2 separate regions of the Homo sapiens genome follow, and region 2 is linked to region 1. A link is a loop called in an ENCODE intact Hi-C map of the cell type or tissue named here. Cell type or tissue: PC-9. All regions are shown on one strand. Links, peaks and the distances in the headings refer to the core of each region. The heading gives the core; the rest is flanking DNA. Region 1 has its middle 130 kb from the start of CRPPA-AS1. Region 2 overlaps BZW2 (basic leucine zipper and W2 domains 2).

Region 1 (2,815 bases), core at 223-2,722:
CATCGCAAGCCACTCATGCCCTACATGCTTCACACTCCAGCAAACCACTTGCCATTTCCTGACCAACACTGTCTTTTTTGCCTTGTGCCCTTGAATGTGCTGTGGCTGTCTGATGTGGCCTGTTGTTATCTTTTTACACACATTTGTTTCTTCTTTATACTTATGTCATATTTTATTATAGAACTTACAGTATTTTAACACTAGACAACTTAAGAGGGCATATCGATGCCATACAGATGTTCTTTATTTTCTTTGAATCTAGAAGCATAAACGTTGGTGACAGGTATAAAAGAAGTTACACATGCAGGATCAATATGAAATAAGCCTCCCCAATTTTTTTCCCTTCATAAGCTCCACAAATAATGCTCCCCTCACTCTACATTCCTATTCCATGATCTTCAGTAACTCTCTACTTATTTCTCTAGCAAGTAAACCCATCATTTTTCCTTTACTGTATATTTCATCATTGTAGTCCACCTCTATATTTGCATTCTAGTGCTACCTATAAGGCCAACATTAGTCCTGCACCTTCAGTGGAATCAGACCAGTTGCCTTCCTGACCACATACCCACGCATCCCCTTCTTCCGGTTGCACTTTGACTGATGGCCTTGCTCTTACTGGGAACACATCACCTGCCCTCTCTTTATTCAATTCCTATGCTTCCTACAGTATTTATTCCTGTTGCTGCTCAACTAGCATACCTTCTCGGACCTTTCCATTATTTTGATATTTAAAGGCTGTAAACTCACAAATCCACACTGTATACATGCTGACTTGGGATATACTAATTAAATGTAGCATCATTTCTCCTCAATTTAAGAACAAACAACATGTTTTGGTTTACAACAGGTTTTCTGCAAGGCCCTGCCATGTTTGAACACACAATGAGCATTCATATATATGCAGAACATTGATTTGGTAGGAATGAATCATTAAATGATTATCATCTTTGAGAATATGGTGGAAGACACTTTTACTACCAGCTGACTCTTATTTCAGGTGCTGTGCCTAGATGCTTTCTGTACTGTATTTCATCTAATGGCATTCATTTCATCTAATGTTCTGCTGTGTGAATTAGAATCAATATTTACATAATGTGAATTATTTACAATAAAATTCACAATATTTACATAATATGTAAATATTTACACAATATGTAAATATTTACACAATATGTAAATATTTACACAATATGTAAATATTTACACAATATGTAAATATTTACATAATATGTAAAATATGTAAATATTTGTAAAATACTGTGTAAAATATGTAAATATTTACATAATATGTAAAAATTCACAATATTTACATAATATTGTGAATTAGAGTCAATATTTACATAATATAGCTGATTTGTTTTGGTAATTTTACTTCTTAGGCTCTGTTATTGTGATAATCTGTGATTTTTATTTAAAGTTGGGCACTTAAATGTATGGGAATTTAACATTCTCATACAAAGAAAGGGAAAAGGACAGAAAGGAAGGAAGTCAGTTGTCAAGCCATTCATGAATGGCCCCCAGCACCTGATCAAATGAGTACTGATGAAAAATACTTAAAGCCCTGTGGCAACTGGCGTTTGTGACAGGCTTTTAAAATACACACTCTCCTTTGAAGTTCACCTTTTTTCTTCAGGTCTTTCCTGAGGGACACAAAGAATTCAAACAAACACTAGAAATCCTCTTCATGTATCTGCTGCTTTAATGGAAACTAAGCTCCACCTGGTGGTAGAATGGGTTTTTTGTCTTTGGACTTCGGCATGTCCACTGAGATGCATTCAGCAGGGAAACAAAATCTGTATACATCTAAACATACGCATACATTGATGTGTTATGTATGTGTGATTTTCAGATGTTGTCACAAAAGTTGTGAATTATGCTTATTCTTGTGCTTTATTGGCATTTAAAGCAAGGCATTCAGCATTTGCTTACTATCAATGTCTCATGATGTTCAGGCTCTCAGCAGTGACCAGAATGATCTTACTGTGATAATCACAAAATCTTGCCTCTGTTTCATGTTAAGATTGTTTTCAAAAGGATTTGACTTACACTTTGATAGTAATAGTAGTTTATGACTAATAAAAATGGAGAAATGCTTGAAAATATTAACTCAAGTAATAGTGCTGGTTAGTACAACTCTTAATACGTGACTATGTCTTTTCTCTCTCTCATATAAGAGCATTATTGTGTTGAGTGACAGAAGTTTGTAACATTTAGCTTTATAGGAACTAGAAGCCCTCCAGCTGGATTTAGCCCACAGATCTGTTGTCAGATCTGTGTTAAAAATACAAAATAGGTGTTTACATTTGCAAATTGGGGCATTTCATAAAAATGCAGCCATCTAGCAATGACGGGCCTTTTTCTTTTACTGAAACACTGTCTGTTCTGTCACACAGGCTGGAGTGCACTGGTGTGATCTCAGCTCTCTGAAGCCTCAACCTCCTGGAGCTCAAATGATCCTCCCACCTCAGGCTCCCAAGTGTCTGGGACTACAGGAGCCTGTCATTACACCTGGCTAATTTTTGTATTTTTTATAGAGACAAGGTTTTGCCGTGTCGCCAGGCTGGTTTCAAGCGACCCTCCTACCTTTGCCTCTCAAACTGCTGGGATTACAGGCATGTGCCAATGCGCCCGGCCAGGGGATCTTTTTCCTTCAAGGCAAGTGACCTCAACCTGAAGAGTAGCTAGCCTTTTAAGAAGCGGCACTGATATGGTCAGGTTTTTTGTCCCCATCCAAATCTCATCTTGAATTGTAATCCCCATAATCCCTACAGGTCAAGGGAGAGACCAGGTGGAGGCAATTGAATCATAGCCC
Region 2 (2,815 bases), core at 239-2,738, 590 kb before region 1:
ATAATTAGGGTCTCCAATTTAAACTGTGCTGGTGAATCATAATTGTGATACTCAAGAGTTAGTCATCATAGCCCTTGTACTGACATAGAGAAGAAATGGGCCTAATTCTGACACTCAAATATGCGTATACATTACCTAACTTGCTTACTGTGGGAACTACAGTAACTGGTTAAAAACACATTAGTGAAGTGATATAATAGCAGAACCTACATCCCTTTCTGGATGTCACTGAGATGTAGCAATGAATTTTAAAAATCACATATTTTCTTTTTTCCTGTAAAATCAAATGTATTTTCTAATTATATATATACACATACTCATATTTGCACATATATTTCAAGATTTAAAGGTTTGCTCATTTAGTTATTAACACCACTTACTATAAAGCTAAAAGTGATTTAAAACCAATATTACATGGCTGGGCATGGTGGCTCACGCCTGTAATCCCAGCACTTTGGGAGGCCAAGGTAGATGGATCACTTGAGCCCAGGCGTTCTGAGACGAACCTGAGCAACATGATGAAACTTCAGGTTTACTAAAAAATACAAAACTTAGCTGGGTGTGGTGGTGCACGCCTGTAATCCCAGCTACTCGGGAGGTTGAGGCACAAGAATCACTTGAATCTGGGAGGGAGAGGCTGCAGTGAGCTGAGATTGCGCCACTGAACTCCAGCCTAGATGACAGAGTGAGACTGTCTCCAACAACAAAAACAAAAAACATTATTTACAGAGCTAAAGTCTCAGGGAGAAACCTGAGCACATGGTCATGCTGAATGCCTGCAGTTTGGCCTTTTTTTCTCTCTCTTGTTTTCACTAATTGTAATCCAATTTTTCTAAAAATGTACAGAAAGAACAGTTTGATTATTAAATGTTTCATTTAGCAAAGCATAATCCAATTGCTCATGGGAGAAATTTTCATCTTTTCAGATTTTCACAAGTCACAGGAAAAAACATAATTACTTTGGAGAATATATCATAAGTGAGATGTGTTTCATAAAGGAAAAGAGAATCTGATTAGAGTTCTATTATATAATGTGTCCTGCCATGACGTTTGTATTTTAATGCTAAGCAGTAACGACAATGCAATAAGAAATACATTGTCATACTAACTTGGCATGCAGGAGCACTGGCTTTGCTAGGAAATGTTTCAAAGTGAAGACCTATCTTCAGAAAACAGCCTATCACAAGGACCTTGAAATATCCTCAGTAGTAATTTTCCCCAGCTCTACAAAATTGCTAATCACTTATTTGATGTCAGCCCCTTCATAATAGCAAAGAAAAGTTAAGGATGAGAAATCATCAGGAGGCGTTTCACTACTAAGAAGAGCAGAAAATGAAGTTGACTCAATTTTTATTCCCCCATCAGGAGTTTGGCACAAAATGGCTCAAGTGTTGCTTCAATCCCCAAGAGATATGAGTTATATGAATCTAGATCAACTGGCAAATAATATATATTTCTCAGTGGCTCTCCCTGAGCACTCCAACAGCACAATCTTGACCACCAAGTGATTCAGAGGCAAACCGGTTCTGAAGGAGAGAAAACTTTCTGGTTCTTAACTGAAGACAAACGTAAGGGCCAGTTTACTCGCTGACTCACGTCTGCTGTTGTGCAACACATTCTGAGGCCCTCTCTTGAGCTCAGTTCCAGTGAATTAGCGTCACACTAATAAAGATGCTTGAGGTGGAGATCCAGCTCTGAGATTAACACGATCCCCCAGCGGCAGGCAATAGCCAACGTTTCTGTGCCTCATAGCTGGGCATATATTAGCTATTATCACATTACTAGGCTCCACAATACCTTCACTGTAATTAGGTTTCTGAACTATATTGGTCATTACTGATAAATCCTTTTAAAATCATCCATGTCCTTTTTTCCAAGACTGCTTTAAACAATAAGACAATGAATTCTGGTTAGCACTTTGTGTTTGATATCTGCTTCCAGATGGCAAGGGGCAATGTAGTGGGGCACAATTTGTAAGAGTAAGATGAGGACTAAATAGAGAAGTGGCTCAGGCTATACTTGTACTTATTCTTCTCATGCGGATAGGCCAGAAATGAAAAAAATAGAAAAGGGAGAGTGCAAAACAGAAAAACTGTACAAAGTAACTATTTTCCGGTCACTTGAATTTTTTTTAATTTTTATATTTTACTTTGAACATGAAGCTTCCCAGCAGATAGCACACAGTTAAATTCAGTCTTACTGCTTCCTAGTGACTCTTACAAACTCTTCTGATCCAAATGATCTATTATATTGCAATTTCTTTTCCGTCTACGTGACTAGACTTGTTACTTAAATGGAGACAGCACTGCAAGAGAACACAGGCTGCTTAGCACTGACTGCCAAAGGCATATAAAGTCAGTTATTAAAGAGATAATTTAGTCCTGCAAGATCATTACATGTGATTCTGCTCCAACATCTTTTACCTTTATACATACTTCCTTAAATATTTTTCAGTAATTCCCTTCAACTTTATTTAATTTAATCACTCACATCATGTTTCCTCTTTGAAAAAGTTTCCCTATTGAGTTCCAGTTCAGCGTTTTTTTTTTTGTTTTTTTTTTTTTGAGATGGAGCTTCACTCGTTGCCCAGGCTGCAGTGCAGTGGTGCAATGTCGGCTCACTGACCTCCCAATCCTGGGTTCAAGCGATTCTCCTTGCCTCAGCCTCCAGAATAGCTGGGATTACAGGCATGCGCCACCACGCCTGGCTAATTTTGTACTTTTAGTAGAGACTGGGTTTCTCCATGTTGGTCAGGCTGGTCTCAAACTACCAACCTTAGGTGATCCACTCGCCTCGGCCTCCCAAAGTGTTGGGA

What was found. A loop is a pair of places that touch in the nucleus more often than their neighbours do. Peaks named below come from ENCODE experiments on the same cell type or tissue, not always from the same donor. Only the 100,000 strongest peaks of a DNase experiment are listed, where the experiment ranks them.
Region 2: a loop joins it to region 1, with 11 times the contacts of the local background. A loop is called at or near these places in 1 of 110 quality-filtered maps.

What each region holds. Positions count from the first base shown.
Region 1 is chr7:16,077,166-16,079,980 of GRCh38, reverse strand. No RefSeq gene overlaps it. Among named protein-coding and RNA genes, the nearest start is that of CRPPA-AS1, 130 kb to the left of the region's middle. RefSeq lists enhancers at 1,318-1,852, 2,179-2,815. In PC-9, for the core only: CTCF peaks have their summits at 1,510 and 1,712 (motif pointing left); a DNase peak (open chromatin) is centred at 1,690.
Region 2 is chr7:16,667,029-16,669,843 of GRCh38, reverse strand. All of the region lies in intron 2 of BZW2 (basic leucine zipper and W2 domains 2), which reads right to left. Among named protein-coding and RNA genes, the nearest start is that of BZW2, 22 kb to the right of the region's middle. In PC-9, for the core only: a CTCF peak has its summit at 1,727; a DNase peak (open chromatin) is centred at 1,593; H3K4me3 peaks cover 961 bases; H3K27ac peaks cover 2,500 bases.